Regions from separate parts of the Mus musculus genome. Here region 1 is linked to region 2. A link is a loop called in an ENCODE intact Hi-C map of the cell type or tissue named here. Cell type or tissue: left cerebral cortex. All regions are shown on one strand. Each heading gives the region's core, and the rest is flanking DNA. Links, peaks and the distances in the headings are about the cores only. Region 1 holds the start of Pla2g7 (phospholipase A2, group VII (platelet-activating factor acetylhydrolase, plasma)). Region 2 has its middle 15 kb from the start of Mep1a.

What was found. Hi-C counts contacts between places; a loop is a spot of excess contacts. Peaks named below come from ENCODE experiments on the same cell type or tissue, not always from the same donor. Only the 100,000 strongest peaks of a DNase experiment are listed, where the experiment ranks them.
Region 1: a loop joins it to region 2, with 2.2 times the contacts of the local background. A loop is called at or near these places in 1 of 42 quality-filtered maps.

What each region holds. Positions count from the first base shown.
Region 1 is chr17:43,565,944-43,570,333 of GRCm38, forward strand. Pla2g7 (phospholipase A2, group VII (platelet-activating factor acetylhydrolase, plasma)) reads left to right here and starts at 2,508. Exons shown (of 12, transcript NM_013737.5): 1 at 2,508-2,843. In left cerebral cortex, for the core only: no CTCF peak of the experiment used is centred there; DNase peaks (open chromatin) are centred at 1,870, 2,491 and 2,992; H3K4me3 peaks cover 1,251 bases; H3K27ac peaks cover 1,151 bases.
Region 2 is chr17:43,516,014-43,520,403 of GRCm38, forward strand. No RefSeq gene overlaps it. Among named protein-coding and RNA genes, the nearest start is that of Mep1a, 15 kb to the left of the region's middle. In left cerebral cortex, for the core only: a CTCF peak has its summit at 2,759 (motif pointing right); a DNase peak (open chromatin) is centred at 2,784.

The DNA of each region.
Region 1 (4,390 bases), core at 127-4,126, 50 kb after region 2:
CCCTTGTCTCCGTTTCTGGCAACCCACACAATAGTCACCACCCAGGGGTACGGTGTTTTGGCCATGTATGGGCTCCTAGCTGGCACGTCCTCACTCCTTACCTAAGCTCTATGAAACCCCTTCGCTTTAACCCAGCTTTTCAACTCCACTGAACTCCTCCTGTGACATCTGAGAACCAGCCTGGGAGCTGTCTCTCAATAAACCTGCCCTTATAGTCTTGATTCACCTTGAACTGGCATACTGAGTTGGCGGAGAAACCTATTAGTCATATTAACAGGCACTCATAACAAGGTTGCCGTAGGTGGTCATATAACCTTTTGAAACATAGGTAGGATTGCAAGATGGCTACAGACAACTTTTTGAAACAAAGGCATGGTTCATTGCTGGAGCAGGCATTACGGAACCATCTGTAGTTAAAGTTACGCTAGACCTGATGGGGGTGGGTTGGGGTGGAGAGCATTTCCACAATGCTCTGATTAAGCAAACTTTATTTAGACTGGCCAGTCAGTTGCCTCTCCCAAAATCGGAATTTCAGAGAGCAGATCCTTATCAGCTTTTGAGACCGCTATTATGGGGATAATTAGCTATTAGTGCCTAGACGAAGAGCAGCGGACTCAGGGCTCAAGGGTTTCTGTGGGGTAAAGTGTGATAAAAAACAGGTGGCAGGATATTGGGCTGCAAAAAAGAAGGCAATAAAAAGAAGTGGAAGAATAAATCATGTGAAAGAAGAGTCATCAGAGTATCTGGGAAGGCATATTTTCATAAGGCAAGAGGGCAGTCATAAACCAGGCGTGGTGACACACACTTTTAATCCCAGCACTCGGGAGGCAGAGGCAGGAGGATTTCTGAGTTTGAGGCCAGCCTGGTCTACAGAATAAGTTCCAGGACAGCCAGGGCTACACAGAGAAACCCTGTCTCGAAAAACCAAAACCAAAAGAAACAAACAAACAAAACCCAAAGAAGGCAGTCATAGTCACAGGTTCGGGAGTTTAGCAAGGCAAAAGAATGAACAAACATCATGGGATTGCAAGTTCAATGTAGACAGAAAAACATGGTTTGCAAGATACACTGGTCCTAGGGAACAGACACTTCTTGTAGGGAATGGAGACTTAATAACAATGTATAACAATGTGGCTCCTGTTTCCTTTTCACTGTTCCCGGTGGGGCACAGCCCAGTCTTTGAGAAGCAGAGGTTTAATCATAAACAGGAATGATCCTGGATTGTCTTTACTAAAATGGAGGCTGGCTGGTTCTTTAAGACCTCATGTGTACTAGGCAAGTGCCCTACCACTGATCAGTATTTTCAGGCCTCTATAAATATCCTATATTTACTTCTCAGTTATTGTGTTCGTCCGAAGAGGCTCTAGTAGACCTGAACATGGCAAACCTAGCTTTGTTAGGCCAGAGCCCTTCTCCTCTATCCCCTCTGCCTTGCTAAACTGTTAGATTACATTTCTAAAGCTAGACACCAAGGTCTCCTTCTTACTCTCCCTTGATCCTGCAGAAAATTATTGTTTTAAACTCATAAAGACTAAGTGAGAACTTAACCTAATCCAAAATAATCAAAAGTATAATACTGTAATACAACAGATAAATTTCAACCTAATTTCCCTAAAGTTTCTAAACAGCTTTAGATGAATGATCGGAAGATGGGTTTGAGGAGAAAACCTTTTTGCCGGGGAGATACAACACACATGTTAATGCACCCCAGAAAGGGAACCCAGACTGATCCATAGAACAATTTCCCCAGTGTCTAGCTTGGTGAACCAGTGAGTTCGTCAGGATTGGGGTTCCTAACAGAAGTATGGATGAAGGGGTACTCATAGGAGCAACTGCGTCACTCCCACACAGCACCACAGCTCCGTGGGTGCGAGCGATGACTCATTAAAGCCGCAATCCTGGAGCTCTCTGCACTTTTGTATACATCCTGGCAATCCAAATCTCTCCTTTGTTCTTCAGTCCTTAGAATCTCCAACCCCCCACCCCGCCCCCACCCCCGCCCCGCCCCCCGTTGTTTACACTTTTTATACCGCTGAGAAAGAGCCCTCAAGAATCTTCCAAATTTCTGCTCCTATAGAGAACCTTTCACATCTCCACCTCCACCCCCACGCCCTTGGAGAGGATGTTTGTATTTGCATGGAAATGTTTTTACAGCAATCATTAATAGCCTAGTCAGACTGAGCTATGAGACGGACTCTTCAATCACTCTGTTCCTCATAATCGCAAAGTAAGAAAGCTGGGTAGGGGCAGGCCTTCTAGTCTGGAACGTAATCTCCTCAAGAGGTGAAGCGGGATTCTGGGTACAAAGTAGCAAAATACGAGCTGCGCGGAACCTTTTAGATTCTCGACTAGTGTTCAGTGATTCCGTGAACTTTGCGGATATGGAGAACAGAACGGGGCTAGAAAGATAGGCTTGGGGATGGGCACAGCTCGTCGCGAGCCTGATGAGAATCGGGTGTCAGACTAGGAAACTAAGAGCCCATCATCACCCTCCCCGCCCCCCAGGCACAGTCAGGATCCACGCATGGGCGCTCGAAGAGGTCCAAGTGGTGGCTGTCCCTGGAGCTAGTGTTGTGTGAGCCTGAGTCGCAGCAGCTTGGAGCTGTCAGGAGGCTGGGCCACACGCTCCTCCCCTGTCCCTCTTGCACAGCAACCGGAGGAGGGGAGGGTCGAGCCTAAAGGTAGATTTTACGAGGAGGCTGTATGCTCAACCCACCTCTGAGTTATTCTATCCCCGGGGGTAAAAAGACTGTCTGGAAGCCTGCCGTGCTAGGATCTGACTCGCTCTGGTGGCATTGCTGCGCTCAGGGTTCTGGGTATCCGGGAGTCAGTGCAGTGACCAGGTAAGAAGCCCAAGGGCAGGGAAGGGCTTGTGATGGTGTCAGTGGGCTACTGCGGGGACGTGGGAGCGTGGTCCTCAAGGTGGGTGGGCTGGAACCACAACGTTCAAGTGTTTGGCTCAGGACTCACCTCGGAGCTCCCCAGAAACTGGCTCCAGAATTGTTGCGTGGAGGGGAGGGGTTGCTTCTGAGAAAGCCACCCTAAGAATTCAGAATTGAGGGGGCGGAAGCTGAACCCAGTGCAGCAGGGAAATGTGGTGTTCTTAGATCTCATCCTGGGACGTCCTTACAAGGAATATCCCAGATCTTCCCAGGTCTAAGAAGTTTGAAAACTGAATTATAAAAATAAAGCAATGCTGCTCTTTCTTGGGGCATCCGGCTGCTGGCCAGATGAAATGACCTTTAAGGCTGGATTTTTACAAAGCAAAGTAAGCTAAATAAATTAATTAATTAAAATTAAAATTAAAAAAAAATAAAAAAAGAACATGGTCCTCGATTGGGGCTTCCATTCTATCCCATGGGAATCACTTCAGGGTCGTGGGAAGGAAAAGAGGAAGGAAGGAAGGAAGGAAGGAAGGAAGGAAGGAAGGAAGGAAGGAAGGAAGGGAGGGAGGGAGGGAGGCAGGCAGGCTCTTACTCGCATGGTGTTGTCACCTCTAAAAGGCACGCAATCTGATTTGGGTGGATTACATTTGACCCAAATAAGATTGCTGAGTTGGGAGGCGCGCGCGTGTGTGTGTGTGTGTGTGTGTGTGTGTGTGTGTGTGTGTGTGTTCCCTGAAGCAAGAGGGCTGGTAAGCAAATTTTGAAGTCACATTGACCTGGGTCAAAACAAAGAGAAGGTCTGGAGGGTACTGGAGAACTGTCAGCACCCAGGCAGGTTTTTCTTACTGAAGGGACCCTAGTAACCTTATAGAAGAGATGGCTTACTGATGGAGAGTCCTGAGAATGGCAGCTTCATCTCCTTGCCATGGGGAGTTGGAGTTGTTTCCCTTCCTCAGGCATTTGTACACAGAACCTGTCCCTCACTGATACCATCCTTGTACTGATATCATGGGTTGGCATTCCAGGCTGGCGCTGACCCCAGTCACCCTGAAGCTGAAGGCTCAACATTCTGAGCCTCTGAGAGCTTCCGAGGAGGGACTTTAAAGAGCCTCAGGTACTCACTAAGCAATTGAGGATTCCCCTGTGAGGTGTGAAGGGCTGGTCCAGGATTCCCTCACAGCCAGGGAGTGTCTGCTCATGAGTCATAAAGAACACCTAGGGAATCTAACTAACCGCCCCTCCCCCACTCTGTTTGTAAACAAACAACTCAGCATCTCTTTGAGATGGCCTCAGCATACTGCCTTAAGCAAAGGGCCAGTGGGGTACTTAGAATGGGGGTCCTTGGGAAGGACTCCTTCAAGGGGGACCTTCCTGTTCTTATTTCTTTGTTCTTCTGAGGAATTTGCTGTACAGCTGAGAAGGACCTTGGGCTGCCTTTATCTCCTGGATTGTGGGATCCCAGGTCTGAGGCACTCACCCTAGCTGCTCTATGAGGAACCAGGGAT
Region 2 (4,390 bases), core at 268-4,267:
AATTTAAATTTGATCTTGTGTGCAGGGCTTGGATGAGTTGCAGAGATGAGGTCTCATCAGTTTTTCTAAATGATCCCTTTTGTGCGAATGCATCAGGGTTCATCTCTGACCAACAAACCCTGGGCATCACAGAGCTCTGCCCAAGATGCTGTCCTTGAATGTCCCAACTTCAAAAACCAAACAAAAAACAGACAAACAGAAAATTAATGCGTAACTTTCTCTATTTTCACAATTCCGAGATGCTGCATGCAAAAACTGGAAAGCAAATTGAGAAAATGTTCACTTTATTCAAATCTCCACTGTTGGAATCCATATACACAGATAAGATAGTTTTTTCTCTCTGTTCACCTAAGAAGAAGAAGAAAAAAAAAAGCCTGCATTGCACTAGACTTGTAGCCTGGCTGAAAATGTTCTCCCATATTGATGTTCTTAGTCATTATGCTTTGCAGTGGTTAGCAATAATTTTCCTAAATGCATTTTCAGAGCTTATCTAACTGAGGCTGTGCTAGGCATACACAGGTTACTTCCATATGATCCTGTTTATTAGAGGTAATGCCCCCATGGATGCAGAACCTTGTATTTGTTTATGTTTGTTTGTTTGTATGTTTTTGCATGGGTGTGGGCTTCTTTAATAAACCTAGAAAGTGAGATGAGTCAGGCACATATGGGCGGGCATGGACTCTTTAAGGGATAATTACCTAGAATCATTTAATGCAGCTCACGGTTGACCAGTTGCGCTTTAGATGGAAAGTTACATTGCTTCTAAAGAACTCAAAAGCCTACGCCCTCTGGTAATGGTGGCTCCCAGGCCCTGACCCTAGTCTTGATGCACAGTGGGAAATCAAGTGGCCAATTCACCCTACTCTCTTCTGGCCCTTGCTACTGTTGGGTGTAGATCTGCACACTCACTCATCTTGTCACACCCTGTGAATAAGCGTATCCGAGAGCCATGGCCCAGACTTCAAAGAGAGCCAAACTTTAATAAACTTCACTCTGGAAAATGCACATTTGGAAGAGGGACTAAAAGCACTCCACTAGTCTCCAGGACCAGCTTTGCTGAAGGGAGGCTCCTAGGTCTGCTAGAGGACTGTGGGCTTCCCCAACAGGGTCCAAGCTTTGCTCTTTTGATGTCTAGGTAATGTTTTTGAGACACTCTCCTAACGTGTTCAGGCAGGTCTCACATTTGCTTCAAGTCAAGACTGGCTTTGAACTCCCAATTCTTTCACCTCTACCCTCTTGATACAAATACTCTGCTCTGTCAACCACTGAAACCTGGTTTTCATGTATATAACTCAAGGCATTCAGTCAGTACTGAAACCCCCGGCTCTATTCAAACCAAACGTGGGCTGGGAGTTCCAGTCATTTGTACAGAACCCTGCAGGCAAATTATAAGAAGGTACTGACTACCAGCCCCGCCCTTGCCCTTCCACCAGCCTGCTAACCTGCTTTGCTCTGTGTCTGCCTTCCAATGGTTGCAGTGAGTCCATGGGAGCTTCTTAAAACAATAGACTGACCTAAACCCGGATTAAGGTGTTGAGTCCATTCTACAGTGGCCCTGGCTTGTTTTAGAATGAAGCTAGGCTCAGGGACAATACCAGCCCTCTCAGCTGTGTCTCAGGCAAGGGTTGGGGGAACTTGCCCTGTATGAGATGGGATACAGTGGTGGTCACTCTTACAAGGACAATCTTCAGAAGAAGGAAAAACACTCTTCCAAATTGAAAGCTTACTTTCAGGACCCTACCAGGAACAACCATCTACTGCCTCTCCCTTACGCAGGTGTAGCAGCTCCCGGACCAGTTTCTGTGGGATTAGACCCCTAGCTCTCTGCATTATACACAAGCCTGGGGCTTCCTCCGGGAAGAGCTGCCTGGTGACTGTGCAGGTGTCAACTCCTGCTGATGCAGCTTCTTTGGGGCTCTGTAAGCCTGCACTTTCAAAGTGCACAATCGAAATGAACCTCATCATTTTTTTAGGTGAGTGTATGAGTTTGTGTTGGGCTATATCCATAGCTATCCTGGCCTGTAAGTTGGACACATCTTCAACTATCTGCTTCACATCCTCCCATAGCCCCTACCTCATTGCCATGGGTGCCGTCTGCCATCTGTCCTGTCAGATCTTAATCAGACTCCTACCGGTTCATGCAGGGTGGGGAGAACCATTAAGCATGGCAGAAGTAAGGTATCTTAAGCACTAGGTGTGTGTGTGTGTGTGTGTGTGTGTGTGTGTGCATGCATCTCTCTCTCTCTCTCTCTCTCTCTCTCTCTCTCTCTCTCTCTCTCTCTCTCTTTGGTTTTTTGAGACAGGGTTTCTCTGTGTAGCCTTGGCTGTCCTGGAACTCACTCTGTAGACCAGGCTGGCTTCGAACTTCGAAATTCACCTGCCTCTGCCTCCCAAGTGCTGGGATTAAAGGCGTGTACCACCACGCCCTGCTCGCGTGTTTCTCTTAATGTGTCTCTTTTTGTGGTGTTACAGGCGTTCATAATATCAATTCTGGCTTCATAAACGGATTCTGTTCCAAAGCAAAAGCCAAATTTCAGTAAGTTACGATGAGAAGACAGTCAACTTTTGATAGCGTTGGTTTTCTTAACTGTGAAATGGTAACACTCATAGTATTACTTTCAGATTCTTCGTTTTTCTACTGAAAAAAAAAGTATCGAGTAGTATTTTGTTTGCCTTTATAATACACTTCTAGAGATGCTGTGCTGAGTGTGGCGAGGCTGGGACATCTGGTAAGAAAGGTCCGTCTTTGATTTTGCATGTTCTCCACCAGAGGGCGCGCACATTCTAGTAAATTAAATACGACTCCGCTTTTCCCACAGATGTCATTTTCTCAGACGTGAGGGAAACCAGTACTGTGGCTATGAAGGAAGGTTAGTGCTGTCAACATGATGACACCTAGCGTCACCTTGAGGACAAGCCTCTCTCCATGCCTTTGGGGCATTACTTTGACGAAGTTAGTTGATATGGAAAAATCCAGCTTAGCTGTATGCACGACCATTCCCTGGATGGAGACCCTGGAGTCTGCAGAGGGGGAGAAGTGAGCTGGGCACACCGCAGCTCATTCCTCTTGCCTCTGACTGCAGATGTCATGTGACCAGTTACGTGACGCACCTGCTGCCTTGATCTGTTTGACGTGCTCTTCTGTACCTGAACTCTGAGCTAAACGAACTTTTTCTTCCTTAAGTAGTTTTGGTCAGGCAGTTTACCACAGCAGCAACAAGGAGGCTAAGGTATTACTGTGGGCACAGATTGTAAAAAATGAAACATTATTTTTTTAATAAATAAATAAATAATTCAGTAATTTCAAAAAATAATTCTTACTACAAATTGATTTTTCTTTTTTATTTTAATTTATCTCTGCGAGTGGATGAGCTTGTGATTTTGCTCACAGAACCGAAATGATAAAATATGGAACTAACGCTGAGGTTCCATCAGCACTGTAGCAAGCTCCTAGCTCCCTAACTCACCAACATCCTGCTTCCTAGCAGTGCTTCCTTATTCCATCTGTGTGGTCCACAAATCTTATAAAAGACACTTTGAAACATCACCTAAACTCAGGTGTGCAACCCACAACCCGCAGGCTTTATTTTGCTTATTTACTTGTTTTTTGAGAGATGGCCTCATGATGTAGCCTTAGTAGGAATGGAATTCTCTATGTAGACCAGGCTGGCTTTGAACTCATAGAGATCTTAAGCCTGCCTCTGACTCTGGGGTGCTGGGTTTAGAGGCATATGCCACCACCCACATGTAGCTAATTTTTTTTTTTAATTTTTAAAGTAATATACAGACCATTAGATATCATTGTGGTATTTTCAAAGGAAGTAAATGTGTTTTTGTAAATTCTTCCTCCCAAGCCTTCTCCCACCCCTCTGTTCCTCTTAATCCCCACCATGTATTCTCCCCCAGTCTCTTCTTTCGTGTCCAGGAATCCAGCTCAGGTCCAGATGCTGCACAGCAGGCACCTCTCTCCTGAGACATCTTCCCAGACAGTCCCCTGAGACGGAACTTTTAACAGCGTCAGTGATAGGAGTAAAACATCAGAGCAAGTTGCACTTTAGATCCATGTAAGTTGAAAAAAAAAAACCCGTGTCAAATGCACACTTGTACCATAAAATTAAGGGGACGCTTATACACACACTGTGTTACTAAATAAAATTTAATGTTGCAAATATTTCTGCATTTGTGTGGAACCATAATGATATTGTTTTGAACTCTCCGTAGTTAAATGTATTTTGGGGGACGGGCTCTCTTTTGCTTTGAAATTAGGAACTTCCCTTTTTATTGGTGTTTGAAATATCCCTTCCTCTCAGAAATGGTAGCCTTTTGTTATTGTTATTGTTGGCAAAAAAATGAATAGTTTGGCAATTCTGTTGACTCTCTCAACTCCTCT